Regions from separate parts of the Homo sapiens genome. Here region 1 is linked to region 2. A link is an interaction called in ENCODE POLR2A ChIA-PET data of the cell type or tissue named here. Cell type or tissue: A673. All regions are shown on one strand. Links, peaks and the distances in the headings refer to the core of each region. The heading gives the core; the rest is flanking DNA. Region 1 overlaps BUB1B (BUB1 mitotic checkpoint serine/threonine kinase B). Region 2 overlaps LOC105370787 (a long non-coding RNA gene).

Region 1 (8,000 bases), core at 1-8,000, 98 kb after region 2:
CCAGGTGTGGTGGCACAGCACCTGTAGTCCCAGCTACTCAGGAGGCTGAGGTGGGAGGGTCGCTTGAGCCCGGGACGTCCAGACTACAGTGAGCTGAGATTGCACCACTGTCCGCCAGCCCAAGTGACAGAGCAAGATCCTGTCTCAAAAAAACAACCAAAACAGAAAAACATAATTGGGCCATTCAACTGTACTGGAGGAGGAGGTGCAGGAGCTAACATTTGGCAGCAGTGTGGTTGTTTGGGGAAAAACTTCCCTCTGTGATTCTGGTATCCCTTTCACTCCTTTATGAAAGTCATCAACACAAAGAAGTGATATTTTAGTTTTTTATTGGTCTTTGGACTTTTTTCACCTAGTATATTGCTACAGCCAAAAATGTCTGCCTCAGCTGGGCATGGTGGCTCATGCCTGTAATCCCAGCACTACTTTGTACTGTCTTACTTGACATGTAGGAAAAACATATTTTTTATTAAAAAAATGACCACCGTTTGTTAGACATTAATATTACTGCTTTTATTCTAAAATAAATTTAAAAAAATAAACAATAAATATTTGGAATTATTTACAACCACCACAATATGATGAAATATTGACATTAAAACTGATAAGATTTCTTACTAAAATAAATCTCTTGGCATTAAAACTGATAAGATTTCTTAATAAAATAAAGTAAGAAATAAATTTCTTACTAAAATAAAGAAATAAATTTCTTACTAAAATAAAGTAATAAAGTAAGAAATAAATTTCTTACTAAAAGTAATAAAGTAAGAAATAAATTTCTTACTAAAATAAAGTAATAAAGTAAGAAATAAATTTCTTACTAAAATAAAGTAATAAAGTAAGAAATAAATTTCTTACTAAAGTCTTAAGGAGGACTGATTTTAAACTTCCAATACAGTTGACCCTTGAACAACACAGGGCTTAGGTGTGCCCACCCCTCACCCAGTTGAAAGTCTGCATATAACTTTTGGCCCCCAAAATTATTAATAGCCTACTGTTGACCAGACGCCTTACCAATAACATAAAGTTGATGAACACATAGTTTGTATGCCATATGTATTATATCTTTTTTTTTACAACAATCTTAGCTAGAGAAAAGAAAATGTTATTAAGAAAATTATAAGGAAGAGAATGTATATTTAATAGTCATTAAGTGGATGATTGTAAAGATCTTCATCCTCGTCTTCACATTGAGTAGGCTGCGGAGGAAGAAAACGGGTTCGTCTTGCTGTCTCACGGGTGGCAGAGATGGAAGAAAATCTGTATATGTGAACCTATGCAGTTCAGACCTGTGTTGTTCAAGGGTCAACTGTAGTTACAAGTATAGAAAATTAGGTAAATCCTGAAGCCATGAGGTATCTTGATTTCCTCAGGACATTCGACAAATATTTTTACATCCTTAGTGAAAGGTTGGAGAAATTACCCTATGGATATTAGTTACAGAAACTTATAATGAAGAATGGCACCCAAAGAATGCTAAACAGATTTGTTAGCCTGGAGTCTGTGGACCCTGGTGGTGTAACAATGGATTTTGTCCTTCATTTGTCACTAGCCTAAATAATATCTTTACATGTAATTTATTATAAGATTGGAGACTGGGTGTGGTGGCTCCCACCTGTAATCCCAGCACTTTGGGAGGCCAAGGTAAGTGTATCATCTGAGGTTAGGAGTTCGAGACCAACCTGGCCAACATGGTGAAACCTCATCTCTACTAAAAATACAAAAAATGCAAAAATTAGCCGCACGTGGTGGTGCGCACATGTAATCCCAGTTACTCGGGAGGCTGAGGCAGGAGAATCGCTTGAACCCAGGAGACAGAGGTTGCATGAACTGAGATCATGCCACTGTACTCCAGCCTGGGCGACAGAGCGAGACTCAGTCTCAGAAAAAAAGATAAAAAAAAAAAAAAAAAAAAAAGATTGGACTAGCTGCACCTCTAAAGTGACTTTTAATCCCAGGATTCTATGATTATATTTAATTGGAGTTGTTAAAAGTAACAATTAATTAGAATAATTTATCTGTTTATTTTTGATAACCTGGTGCTTGTACTGAAGAAGAATAATATCATGAAGTAAAAAGCATAATCTAGATCAGTGCTACTGAAAGAAGGGTTTGCATACTGTTTGAGATAAGTTCAAAAATTGAAAGTGAGCTTTTGGAAACTTTGGTAACAATTTGATATTGCCGGGACATCCAAGCACATCATCATTCTTTGAGTAACTTCTGTTTTTATTGTACTTTATATCAGTCCATAATGGAACACACACATACACACAATAAAACTGGCCCCTTCGCCACAGATTTTTTGAGAAGCACGGGTATAGACAACCATCAAATTCAAATGATCAGCACTAGAATGATCAGCAATAATCTGAACTTTGTATGTGGCTAACGAGGTACATATTAAACTATTGCTTTTTCTTTGTGGGTCTGGTCAAGAGGAGTAACAGATGAATTCTTCACACTACTTTCTTTCGCTTTGCAGAAGGATTTCTCCAGTCAGTTATTTTATGTGACTCCTACAGTCTAGCTAAGGAAAAAATTGTTTCTGGAAAACTTCTGGTATTTTTATTTAAAGGTATAAAATTATTTTAGTTTGGCAATTTAAGGGTTACCAAAAAAAAGGTTTATTTAACTTTTAGATCTATTAATCTAACCATATAGTCCTTTTATTTATGTTATTTCTTAAGTGATCTTATTCAGCACTCTGAATAACCTGATCTTTACTGGCTGTCCCACGCACAAGAACACCAGAACCATTCAGAAAGCTCTCAAAATAGTGAAATCAATGTTAAGCTATATTTATGTAGTGACAGATATCAAAGACTGGATCTTATGCTGGTAGCACATTCAGAGTTATAACTTTTCTTGAAACACCACCACATATGAGAAAACATCACTAATTTAAATAAGCAAGAAAAATCCATTTACTGAATTACTGCAAAATTAAACTATAAAATACTAATTATTTTTGTTAAAGATATAAATAAAACATTCCATTTATTTAGCATTTGTTGTACTAGACCATGATTAAGGGCTGGCATATCATAGCAATGTCTTCTGAGTTTGTAGAGCTTAGTTTATCTGAAAGACAAATATGAAGCCATTAATTGTAACTGTAACAGAGAGAAAATTACGAGTTCTATAGGAACAAATACAAGACGGACTTAACCTGGGCTAGACAATTAGGAACAGATAAATAGGAGATATTTGGTAAAGTAACAAATGGTAGCTTCTCTAGTAGTAACAGAACTCCTAACTAGAACATTGAAATGCTATTTTTGACCAGGCATGGTGGCTCACACCTGTAATCCCAGCACTTTGGGAGGCCGAGGTGGGTGGATCACCAGGTCAAGAGATGGAGACCATCCTGGCCAATATGGTGAAACCCCATCTCTACTAAAAATACAAAAATTAGCCAGCCGTGGTGGCGGGCGCCTATAGTCCCAGCTACTCGGGAGGCTGAGGCAGGAGGATCACTTGAACCTGGGAGGCGGAAGTTGCAGTGAGGCGAGATCGCGCCGCTGCACTCCAGCCTGGGCGACAGAGTGAGACTCTGTCTCAAAAAAAAGGAAAAAAAATGCTATTTTTATGTGAATTTAGGGATTGTTTTTAATAGCTTCTAATGCTGATTAGAGTCTGGTGGAATGAGTATTTTTGCGAATTATTAAATTTTAGCATTAACAATTTTTACAACCTTCTCAGAAAGCAATTTGTTACCTTTTAACATAGTTCTAGGAATTTCTCTTAAGGGAATAATGTAAAATGTGAAAGGTTGTATGCATGAAGTTATTTTTTATAGAATTATTTATAATTGGGCAAAATTAGAAGTTGTTTAAATATCCAGAAGTAGATGAACAATTAAATTATGGAAGCTCTATTAGATGAAACATGATGCATTCATTTAAAAATAATAGTGAAAAGAATTCGAGGTTGCAGTGAGCTATGATTGCGTCACTGCAGTCCAGCCTGGGCAACAGAGCAAGACCTTGTCTGTAGAAATAAAAAAAAATTAAAAATAATGGTTAAGTGTAAGCAGCAGCGTGGAAAAGTGAATGATGCAGTATTATAGTGGAATAAAAGCAAATTTTATTATGATCAAAACTTTATAAGATAATACATATCCTTTCATCCTTAAGGGAAAAAAGACTGAAAAAATTTATCAAAATGTTTGTGATGTGAGGTTTTTAGTGATATTTTCCTCCCTCTTGCTAATAGAATTATCTACATTGTATATGGTCTCATAATGTCCCTTCTAAAACACAGATTTGACTATGTCATTCCTTTGCTTATCGCTCACCCACCCTAACACATACAACAATTACTATTAGGCAGATTCAAAATTGATTAGCTTGATATTCAAGACCTATCACAGCCTTTTTCTCCAGACAACTATCTAGCCTGGACCCCTACATAACTTTTAATTTTCTGTATCTTTGCTTATGCTATTTTCTCTGGCTGAAATACCCTTCCCTTCCCATTTTCCACCTGATAAAAGTCCATTTCTCCTTCAGGGCTAAGCTCAAATGTTAACCCCTTCCTCCCCCCTTTTTTTAATTTTCTTTAGAGACAGGGTCTCACTCTGTCACCCAGGCTAGAATGCAGTGGCACCATCATAGTTCACTGCAGCCTCAAACTCTTGGGCTCAAGTGATTCTCCTGCCCCAGCCTCCTGGGTAGCTAGGACTACAGGCGCCTTCCACCATGCCCAGCTAAAGTTTTAAATTTTGTTGTAGAGACAGGGTCTTGTTATGTTGCCCAGGCTTGTCTCAAACTCCTAACCTCAAGCGATCCTCCTACTCCTACCTCGGCCTCACAAAGTGCTGTAATTACAGGCAGAAGCGACTGCACCTGGCTTATTACTCCTTCTTGAAGCCTTTACTCTCCAACTCTTCTTACAAATCGCTCAGTTTTGCCTCTTTTTTAGGTCCTCCCAGTATGGTCCTTATCACATTGTAATAATAGATTTTTTTTTCAATACAGGAATTGCATGTAGTATCTCCAGTGATTGTTTGGCAACTAATAGGCATTCAATACGTGAGTAGAAATTGGTTAACTGTTAACACTTCTGTTACAGGGGCGTTTATGCAATGAGCCTTTGGATATGTACAGTTACTTGCACAACCAAGGGATTGGTGTTTCACTTGCTCAGTTCTATATCTCATGGGCAGAAGAATATGAAGCTAGAGAAAACTTTAGGAAAGCAGATGCGATATTTCAGGAAGGGATTCAACAGAAGGCTGAACCACTAGAAAGACTACAGTCCCAGCACCGGTAAACTTTCTTTGGAGCTTGTCTTAACTCTAAAAATAATAGAAATAAATTATCTCTTTTTTGCATCTGAATAAAGTGCTTTCTGGTGGATTGGCATGTTAAGTTTACTTAGTTACTATTCAATTTTTTTAAAGATATATTTTAAAAATTTTATTTATCATAGAGTAAAATCCACTCTTTGGTATATGGTACTAGGAGTAAAAAGACTTGTGATCATCATCATTAACAAGATACAGAATAATTTCACACCCCCCAAAAGAATTCCCTTTGTAATTAGTACCTATGCTGAACCCAAACCCCTGGCAAACACTGATTTATTCTCCAGCCTGTGGTTTTGCCTTTTCCAGACTGCCATATAAATGGAATCGTATAATATATAGCCTTTTGAGTTTGGCCTGTTTGATTTAGCATAATGCATTTGAGTTGTAAAAGTTCTTTATAGATTGTAAGTATAAGCCTTTGTCAGATATGTGATTTGAAAATATTTTCTCTCAGCTTAAGCCTGGTCTGTTCATTTTCTTAACTGTCTTTTTTAGAACAGAAGTTTTTAATTTTAAAGAAGTCTAATTTACAAGTTTTTCTTGTATGGATCGTGCTTTTGATGTTGTGTCTGAGAATTTTTTGTCTAGCCAAAGATTGTTACAGAGATTTTCATCTTCAAGTTTTCATCTTCAAGTTTTATAATTTCACTTTTTACATTTAGATCCCTGATCCATTTTGAGTTAATTTTTGTAGAGGATAGAGGTTAAGGTTCTTTTTTAGCATATTAATGTTCATTTGTTCCAATGCCAATTGTTGAAAAGACTAACCTTTCTCCATTGAATTGCCTTTATACCTTGATTTTTAAAAAATCAGTTGATCATATTCATGTAGGTTTATTTCTATTATTCTATTTTTTCTACCGATGTACGTGTCTATCCATTAGTGTTTACCATGCTATCTAGATTACTATACCTTTTATAGTAAGTCTAGAAATCAGATAAAATGAGTCCTCTAACTTTATTCTTATATTTAACTCTGGTAGTTCATTTGACTTTCTATATAAGTTTTAGAATCAGCTTTCTGGGATTTTGATTAGGATTATACAGGAATATGGTATAATTCTCCATTTATTTAGGCTTTTTTTTTTTTAAGTAAACTTTGGTAGATTTTTGTCTTTCAAGGAATTGATCCATTCATCCAAGTTAATGAGTTTGTGGGCATAGAGTTGTTCATAATATTCCCTTATTATGCTTTTAATGTCTGTAGGTTATATAGTGATTCTCCCTTTCTCCTGATACTGGTAATTTATGTCTTCTCAGTCTGGCTTGGATATCAATTTTACTGATTGTTTTAGAAAACCAGCTTTTGGGTTCATTTCATTGATTTTTTTTTTTTTTCTCTTAATGATTTTCTGTTCTTAATTTTATTTCTGCACTTTATTTCTTCCCGCTTGCTTTGGATATAACTTGCTCTTCTTTTTGTAGTTTAAGGTGAAAGCCTAGATCACTGATTCTAGACCTTTCTCTTTTTCTAATATAAGCATTTAATGCTCTAAATTCCCTTCTAAGCACTGCTTTAGTTGTATCCCACAAGTTGTGATATACTGTATTTTCATTTTAATTTAGTTCAAAATATTTTCTAGCTTACCCCGTGTCTTCCTTTTGACCCATGAGTTACTTAGAAGTGTATTACTTCAGTTAGGAAGTGTTTTTGGATTTTTCAGATATCTCTGTTATTGATATCTAGTTTAATTCCATAGTGGTCAGAGAACATAAGGTATATGGTTTCAAGTCTTAAATTTGTTAAGGTTTGTTTTATCACCCAGATTATGGTTTATCTTGGTGAATGCTTCATGTACACTTGAAAAATATGTGTATTCTGTTTTTTAGAGTGTAATATTCTGTAAATATAATTTAGGGCAAGTTGACTGGTAGTCTGTTCTGGTCTTCTGTATCATTGATGACTTTCTGTCTACTTGTTATATCAATTACTAAGAAGGGTTTTGAAGCCTCTTTGTGATTTTGTCTATTTCTTTTAGTCCCATCAGTTTTGCCTAATATATTTTGAAGTTCTTTTAGATGCATAAACATTTAGAATTGACCCCTGTATCATTATATAATGTCTCCCTTTATCCCTGATAATACTCCTTATTCAGAAGTCTACCTGGTCTGATATTAGTACAGCTATTCCAGCTTCCTTTTTGTTTGCATGATACATCTTTTCCCTTTCTTTACTTTTTAAAAACCACATTAAAAAAAAACCACTCTTAGAGTTGTATAATCATCATTACAATCTAATTTTAGAACATTTTTAACACCCTAAAATGAACCCCATGCCCATTAGCAGTCACTCTCCATTCCTACTTACCTCGCTCCTAGGCAACCACTACTCTGCTTTTTGTCTCTATGGATTTGCTTATTCTGGACATTTTAGTTAAATGGAATCCTACAATACATGGTCTTTTGTGATTGGCTTCTTTTACTTAGCATACTATTTCCTTTTTTTTTTTCCAGGGAGGGAAGGGTGGAACAGGGATTTTCAGCATACTGTTTTCAAGGTTCATCATAAATGAACATAGTTGTGACATGTATCAGTACTTTATTCCTGTTTATTGCCGAATGATATTCCATCATATGAATATTATTTATCCATTCATCAGTTAGTGAACATTTAGGTTGTTTGCACCTTCTGGCTATTACAAAATAATACTGTTATATTTGCGTAACAGGTTTTTGTGTCATTTTC
Region 2 (8,684 bases), core at 343-8,342:
GAAAGAAGGTGATGGGTTGTTCATAACCCGCTTCTCCTGGAAACACTTTCTAGTGGCCGGGGACAAACGGGAATGTGTCGCCTCTGTGGCCTTTCTGTTGAAGCAGCTTAGCTGTCAACGCTATTCCCTGGGAAGAGCCTGGCATCCCAGGGGTCTCAGAACGGGCATCAGAGTTCAGAATGTATGACAATCACTCCCAGCCAATACCATCACTCTCCCAAATCAGGAGTTTCCAGTTCTCCCAAGGCATCAACTGTACCCTGACACCCTAGTGCAGTGCTAGGGAAGTGCGCATGTCCCATTAACATCACTCCTCCATCCGCTCCTCCGCCCCTCTTTCCTTCTCTATTAAAAGTGATAGGCTGGGCGCGGTGGCCCACGCCTGTAATCCCAGCACTTTGGGAGGCCGAGGCGGGCAGATCACTGTCAGGAGATCGAGACCATCTTGGCTAACACGGTGAAACCCCGTCTCTACTAAAAATACAAAAAATTAGCCGGGCGTGGTGGCGGGTGCCTGTAATCCCAGCTACACGGGAGGCTGAGGCAGGAGAATAGCGTGAACCTGGGAGGCGGAGCTTCCAGTGAGCCAAGATGGCGCCACTGCACTCCAACCTGGGGGACAGAGCGAGACTCCGTCTCAAAAAAAAAAAAAAAGATCCGCAGGACTTGAGAATAAAGAAGACTTGCCTGCTGTTTCCACCCACTAGAGAGCCCACCAGGCCCAGGGACAAGCCCAGGGCTCCAACTCTTCCCTTTTTTTTTTTTTTTTTTTTTTTTCCAGCAACGGGGCCTCATGATGTTGCCTAGGCTGGGCTCCAGCTCCTGGATTCAAGCAATCCTCCCACCTTGGCCTCTCAGTGTTTTGGGATTACAGGTGTGAGCCACCACGCCTGGTCTCAAGCCTTCGCTTTCGCAATCAGCACTAAAGGCAGCCAGAAATCAACCGTGCGCCACCCCCGACCTGAGAAACAAGTCTAAATGTGTCCGGAATTGGTGGGTTCTTAGTTTCACTGACTTCAAGAATGAAGCCGCGGACCCTCGCGGTGAGTGTTACAGCTCTTAAGGTAGCGCGTCTGAAGTCTGTCCCTTCTGATGTTCACACGTGTTCCGAGTTTTTTCCTTCTGGTGGGTTTGTGGTCTCGCTGGCTTAGGAGTGAAGCTGCAGACCTTCGCGGTGAGTGTTATACCTCTTAAGGCAGCGCGTCTGGAGTTGTTTGTTCCTCCCGGTGGGCTCGTGGTCTCAGGAGTGAAGCTGCAGATCTTCGCGGTGAGTGTTATAGCTTATAGCTCATAGACGCAGCGTGGACCCAAAGAGTGAGCAATAGCAAGATTTATTGCAAAGACCGAAAGAACACAGCTTCTATCAGCCTGGAAGGGGACCCGAGCGGGTTGCCAATGCTGGCTTGGGCAGCCTGCTTTTATTCTCTTATCTGGCCCCACCCACATCCTGCTGATTGGTAGAGCCGAGTGGCCTGTTTCGTCAGGGCGCTGATTGGTGCGTTTACAATCCCTGAGCTAGATACAAAGGTTCTCCACGTCCCCATTAGATTAGTTAGGTACAGAGTTTCCACACACAGGTTCTCCAAGGCCCCACCAGAGCAGCTAGATACAGAGTGTCGATTGGTGCACTCACAAACCTTGAGCTAAACACAGGGTGCTGATTGGTGTGTTTACAATCCCTGAGCTAGATATAAAGACTCTCCACGTCCCCACCAGACTCAGGAGCCCAGCTGGTTTCACCTAGTGGATCCCGCAATGGGGCTGCAGGTGGAGCTGCCTACCAGTCCTGCGCCGTGCGCTCGCATTCCTCAGCCCTTGGGTGGTCGATGGGACTGGGCGCCGTGGAGAAGGGGGCGGCATTCGTCGGGGAGGCTCGGGCCGCACAGGAGCCTACGGAGGGGGTGGGAGGCTCAGGCATGGCGGGCTGCAGGTCCCGAGCCCTGCCCCGCGGGAAGGCAGCTAAGGCCCAGCGAGAAATCGAGCACAGCACCGGTGGGCCGGCACTGCTGGGGGACCGAGTACACCCTCCGCAGCCGCTGGCCTGGGTGCTAAGTCCCCCATTGCCCGGGGCCAGCAGGGCTGGCTGGCTGCTCCGAGTGCGGGGCCCACCAAGCCCACGCCCACCTGGAACTCCAGCTGGCCCACAAGGCCGCACGCAGCCCCGGTTCCCACTCGTGCCTCTCCCTCCACACCTCCCTGCAAGCTGAGGGAGTGGGCTCCGGCCTTGGCCAGCCCAGAAAGGGGCTCCCACAGTGCAGTGGGGGCTGAAGGGCTCCTCAAATGCCACCAAAGTGGGAGCCCAGGCAGGGGAGGTGCCGAGAGCAAGCGAGGGCTCTGAGGACTGCCAGCAGGCTGTCACCTCTGATAAATAGGTAGGACCGTAAGCAAGCCAGAAGCCCAGGTGAACAGTGGGCCCGGAGCCAACAGGAACTCGCTCTGAAACTCCAAATCCCAAAAGAGTAGAGGGGCTGGTTTCCATAAAGGCCGCAAAGTAAACCTTGTGGAGAAGACTCCAGTGGCTCTGGAGAAAGGGGGAAGCAACGTGGGGCAGCAGAAGGGCAGAGGACAAATGAGTCAGCAAAAATGACTTCCTACCTCCCAAAGGGGAGGGGGTTGAGGACGGGAATTTCCAGTAAGAAAGACTGGCAAGATCCTGGGTAAAAGCTGAAAGGGAAAGAGGTACACGGGGCAGGAAAATAACACCATTGGAATGAAAATGGTTCCCCTGCAGTCTAGTGATAGGAGAAGGAGGGAATTGAGTGAGTTGGGGTATCTTAGCCATCTCGGCCAATCGCGTGGCACTACAGCACTGGGACTTTCTTGGCAGAATGAATACACAGGGGCTTAGAGGCATGTGCTGCTACTGAGGGGAGCACCAAGTGAGAAATGGAAAAGACCAGGAGAGTGGTGAACGGCCTCACGCTCACTTGACTTCACTCATGCAGAAGGGCTGCGGGAGCAAGATGGAAGTCCTGACTGACGATCCACACTCTGGGTCTTCAGGGAAGTGTCAGCCTCAGAGCTGCGGTCAGTGCGTGGAGCCGGCTACCTGTTGGGGAAGAAGAACTTAAGGTAGCTCCTTACCTCACACGTGCTAGTTAGGCTAAATAATTATTATTTTTGAAAGGAAGCAATTTAAAAAGAAAGAAACGAGAAGAATGTATAGGTAAAGACTTGAAAAAAAAAATATATATATATATATATAGTCAAGACAGGGTCTTGCCATGCTGCCCAGACCAGAGTGCAGTGGCTATTCACAGGCATGATCATGGTGTGCTACAGCCTTAAACTCCTGGGCTCAGGTGATCCTCCTGACTAAGCTTCTCAAGTAGCTGGGACCACAAGTGCATTCCACTGCGTCCAGCCTTCTTGAACATTTTTATATGAAAAGTTATATAAGCATAAATGCAACAGAAGTCACAAAGGAAGGCTTGATTTGGCTGCATTGAAAAAAATTTGTGACTCGAAGTGAAATTGTAAGACAAATAGCAGTTTATAAAGAATTCTCGTAGACAATAAAATACTAATTCCAAAAGTTAAAAACAGCCAAATACTAAGGAAGAGACAACTCGCAGAAGAAACAATGGCAATTAAGTATTTAAATATTTCTTACTAATTTAGAAAATAAGAAAGTGAAAGTTAAACAATGAAATGTCTCATTCTGGGTGGACATTGTAGCTCATGGCTGTAATCCCAGCGAATGGGGAGGTAGAGGTGGGAGGATCGCTTGAGCCCAGGAGTTCTAGACCAGTTTGAGCAACATAGCTGGTCTCTACAAAATAAAAAATAAAAAATAAAAAATTAGCGCAGGGCACAGTGGCTCACGCCTGTAATCCCAGCACTTTGGGAGGCCGAGGCGAGCGGATCACGAGGTCAGGAGATAGAGACCATCCTGGCTAACACACGGTGAAAGCCCGTCTCTACTAAAAATACAAAAAAAAAAAAAAAAAAAAAAAAAATTAGCCAGACATAGTGGCTGGCGCCTGTAGTCCCAGCTACTGTGCTCGGGAGGCTGAGGCAGGAGAATGGCGTGAACCCGGGAGGCGGAGCTTGCAGTGAGCCGAGATCGCGCCGCTGCACTCCAGCCTGGGAGAAAGAGCAAGACTCCATCTCAAAAAAAAAATAAAATAAAATTAGCAAGCGTGTTGGTGCACGCCTGTAGTCCCAGATACTTGGCGGTGGAGGGGTGGCGGAAGGGGGCGGGCTGTTTGAGCCCAGGAGCTCAGGAGGTCAAGGCTGCAGTGAGCCATGATCGTGCCACTATGCTCCAGCCTGGGCGACAGAGTGATACCTTGTGTCAAAAAAAAAGAAAGAGAAAGAGGGAGGGAGGGAGGGAGGGAGGGATGGAGGGAAGGAAGGAAGGAAGGAAGGAAGGAAGGAAGGAAGGAAGGAAGGAAAGAAGGAAGGAAGGAGAAAGAAGGAAAAAGAAAGTCCCTTTTCACTCGTAAAATTAGCAAAATAAAAATGTTTCAGGCTGGCCATGTTGGCTCACAGCTGTATTCCCAGCACTAGATGGAAACGTGGTGATTTAGGATCCAGGTTCTGTTTAGCTCAATAAGCTAGACGTCCTCCCCTGAGGAGGGAAGACGGCTTGAACCCAAGAGGTCGAAGCTGCCGTGAGCTATGATTGTGCCATTGCAGCCTGGGCAACAGAGTGAGACCTGTCTCAAAAAAAAAACAAAAAAAGTTTCAAATGATAATACAGTTGACCCTTGAACAAGGGTTTGAACTGCGTGAGTCCACTTATGTGCATGCTTTTTTTTGTTGTTTTTTTTTTTTTTTTTTTTTTTTTGGTTTTTTTGTTTTTTGAGACAGGGTCTCACTCTGTCACCCAGGCTGGAATTCAGTGGCACGATCATGGCTCACTGCAGCCTCAACCTCCCTGGGCTCAGGTGATTTCCCACCTCAGCCTCCCGAGTAGCTGGGACTACAGGCACGTGCCACCATGCCCAGCTAATTTTTATATATTTTTTGTAGACACAAGGTTTCACCATGTTGCCCAGGCTAGTCTCAAACTCCTGGGCTCGAGGAATCCTCCTGCCTTGGCCTCCCAAAATGCTGGGATTACAGTCATGAGCCATGGTGCTCAGCCCAGATTTTTTTCAATAAAAGTTACACCAGGTGTGCCTGCCTCTCCTGCCTCCCGTGCCTCCCCTTCTACGAACTCCTTCATCTCTACTGCCTCTGCCACTCCTAAGACAGCAAGACCTACCCCTCTCTTCCTCCTCCTCAGCCTATTCAATGTGAAGATGATGAGAATGAAGATTTTGATGACGATCCACTTCCACATAATGAATACTAAATATATGTTTTCTTCCTTATGATTTTCTTAATAACATCTTCTTTGCTCTAGTTTATTGTAAGAACACAGAATATAATACATATAACACACACAATATGTGTGAATCGACTATGTTATCACTACGGCTTTTGTCAACAGTAAGCTATTAGTAGTTAAGTTTTGGAGGAGTCAAAAGTTATATATATGAATTTTCAACTAATGGGGGTGGGGGTGGTCAGTGCCCCTAATCCCAACATTGTTCAAGGGTCGACTGTACTGTATTCAATTTTGGTGACCTTGTGTTAGGTGGGACTCTCATATACTGTAAACAAAAGTGTAAAATGATAAAAACTTTCTGGAAGACAATTTAGGGACAGGTATCAAAGGCTTTTGAGAAATTCATACCCTTGTATCCAGAGATGGTTAGCAGTCCACTTATCATGCTTCCTTCCATAGTGTGCAGGTGATGCAGGGAAGTGGCTGCCCAGACAGGGACCATATTCCTCAGTTCTCCTTGCCGTAGGTGTGGCACCATGCCACCAGCCCTTGCTAATGAAAAATGAATGGAGGCAGTGTGTGTTGCTTCCAAGCTGACACGGTAAAGATGTGCCTCCTCCACCCTCTCTTTCTCTGTGTATAGTGGCTTTTCAAGGTACACGCTGAAGACAGCAGAGTGACAAGCTAGATGGAACCTGGATCCTAAATCACCATGTTAAAGGCCACCCACCAAATACTCAACATTGAACAGCTCTGTGAGTGAGAAATAAACTTTTATTGTGTGAAGTCTTTGAGGTTTGGGGCCTTATGTATTATAGCAATTTGTGTTGCTTACTGTGACCCAGAAATTGCACTTCTAGGAATGTTTCCTAAAGAAATAATCCAAGATTCAAAGACTGATAGAATCTGAGAACAATGGACAAAACCCGAAATGGCTATAATCACAATGAATGCTGCAAAGGGCTCTGAAACATGGGAATGGAAACTGAACAGCAGAGGACAGAAAATAAATTACAAAATTGCTCAGTAGTACAAATACAGTATTTGTGATGGGAATTAAGAACAATAGTTGAAAAGAAAATAAAAACCTGATCAGCAAGCCTGGTGTTTAATAAGTGTATACACTGACCCATTTGCACAAACATTTTGGAATAGATTGGTGAATGGATCCTGGCATGGAAATACTTTGTTAATTGTGATCAGAGGGTTATCAGCTCTTTTTCTCTAAGAAATTATTTGACATATGATTAAATTGCCAAGGTCTCTTCTACCTTTTATATATAGATTTTTCCAGCCCAAGTCCCCTAACATTATTGTTTTCATAACTCTGAAGGCTTTTCTTCTCCTCTTCATAGCTGATCCTTCTCACCATTCTCCCTGGCCTCAGGCAGTGATGGTAATATGGGTAACGTAAGTGCTACTACCAGAAATTATGTTAAAAATGTATTATGGGCTGGACATGGTGGCTCACACCTGTAATTCCAGCACTTTGGGAGGCCGAGGCGGGCAGATCACTTGAGGTCAGGAGTTCGAGACCAGCATGGCCAACATGGTAAAACCCCGTATCTTCTAAAAATACAGAAATTAGCCGGGCATGATAGCAGGCGCCTGTAATCCCAGCTACTTGGGGGGCTGAGGCAGGAGAATCACTTGAACCCAGGAAGCAGAAGTTGCAGTGAGCCAAGAATGCGCCACTGCACTCCAGCCTGGGTGACAGAGCAAGACCCCATCTCAAAAAAATATACATATGTGTGTATGTATATGTGTATGTATATATATATATATATTTTTAAATATGTTTATACTTTCAAATTACTTTCACATATATTGCCACTATTTTGGATAATTGTAATCTCTATGTCAAATAGCATCTTTCAGACTGGTGAGTCATATATATACCACAGTTGATTTTCAAGGTTTTATCTTTCAGTTTTTGAAATAGTAATCTCTAATATGGACACAAAATGTAAAGAGAAAAAAAATTGTTCCTCTTTGACTACTATATTATTCAGGATAGGCCAGGGTATGCTGCAGTAATAAAGCAACCCCCAAATTTCAGTGGACACAAAAAAACATTGACTTCTCTCTCTGCTGCATGTTCATTCCAGGTTGGCAGGGACATGGTTCCACATAGTCACTTAAGGACACAGGATGAAAAAGGCTATTTCATTTTGTAGTTGTGCTATTGGAACAAGGGGCCTCTTCAATCACTGGAACAAGGAAAGAGGAAAGTAAAGAAGGGCACGTGGGTATTTTCTGTCTTAGCCCAGAGGTGATCTGCATCATTTCTGCTTATATTTCATTGTCTGGAACTTGTCAAATGGTTCACCTAATATACAGGACTAAATACAATGTTTAGCAAGCATCACTGTCTCTAGTTACTTCTCTCATTCTGTCTACCATTTCTTTTCTGGGGCTGACTGTTTTCTACTTATCTTTGCACATATATGACAGTCTAACTTTCTGAAATTGTGCTAGATAAGGGACATCAAATATGTGAGGTTGTTTCCTCCTCCCATGCCCAGTAGACATTGCTCTTTGGTCATGGTACTCTTTTGGGCTAAGCCTGGATGTAGCATCAGAAACCTTCCCAATACAGCTGGCTGCCAGTTTCTCATTATCGCTAGAGATGAAACTTATTTGTCATCCCCTGCCTAAGGAATTCCACTAGCCCCGAGGACGTGGAACTGACTTGCTTGATTCTAATCTACACTACTCCATTACTTTCTTCAGGGATGGACATGAGACTAGCAGGCACCTGACCAATTCTGTTATCTGTACTGTTCACAAATACCTAATCTCGGGACTCCAGAGTTACCATCATTTTGGGGCTCTGGTATTTTCCCTTCCACTGTCTGCCACTTTGATCAGGGCAAGAACAATCAAAGGAAACTTGACTTCCTTTACGGCTAACATGGGCTACTACCCATAAACTGGGAGAGAGAAAAAAAAAAAAGAAGAAGAAGAAGAAGAAGAAAAGAAAAAGGAAACTTTAGGGTAAAAACAAAAACACAAGTCTTCCCCAACCAGAACTTTGAAATGGATTGGCCCAGCCCTCCTCTCCAGAAGCCTCCACAGTTTCACAGGTCATTCCCCAAACCCAGGAAAGGGAATATTTCTTTCCCATCCTCAGTGACATGAAGCAAAGAGAATAGCCCTTTGAAAAATAATTTTTTTTTAAACTTAAAAAAGAAAATGTCACTTTCCTTAAGGGTTAAACAAAGTAGGCTATCAGGAAAATCTAGAATGTTCTTCCCCTCAGCCATGAAAACTGCTCACCATTTTCTGTTTCTTGCAAGCTTTATCCCGAGCCCCACCGGGGGTCTCTGGTAAGAGATACTTTAGAAAATAGAGAAGTTGGGGCAGGCTGCTGGCTTCCTTGTGTTTTTTTCCTCTCAGCCATTTC

The links. Peaks named below come from ENCODE experiments on the same cell type or tissue, not always from the same donor. Only the 100,000 strongest peaks of a DNase experiment are listed, where the experiment ranks them.
Region 1: POLR2A ChIA-PET joins it to region 2 with 15 read pairs; 7 of 35 experiments call an interaction of 5 or more read pairs at or near these places.

Annotation. Positions count from the first base shown.
Region 1 is chr15:40,171,401-40,179,400 of GRCh38, forward strand. BUB1B (BUB1 mitotic checkpoint serine/threonine kinase B) reads left to right here. Exons shown (of 23, transcript NM_001211.6): 5 at 5,077-5,273. It overlaps LOC107984763 (a long non-coding RNA gene), which reads right to left. Exons shown (of 3, transcript XR_001751506.2): 3 at 492-3,084. Among named protein-coding and RNA genes, the nearest start is that of BUB1B, 14 kb to the left of the region's middle. In A673, for the core only: no CTCF peak of the experiment used is centred there; no DNase peak of the experiment used is centred there; H3K27ac peaks cover 996 bases.
Region 2 is chr15:40,072,972-40,081,655 of GRCh38, forward strand. LOC105370787 (a long non-coding RNA gene) reads right to left here. Exons shown (of 3, transcript NR_188231.1): 1 at 8,558-8,684; 2 at 5,687-5,830; 3 at 1,316-3,049. Among named protein-coding and RNA genes, the nearest start is that of BMF, 32 kb to the right of the region's middle. RefSeq lists an enhancer at 4,091-4,591. In A673, for the core only: no CTCF peak of the experiment used is centred there; DNase peaks (open chromatin) are centred at 4,230 and 4,510; H3K4me3 peaks cover 426 bases; H3K27ac peaks cover 5,606 bases.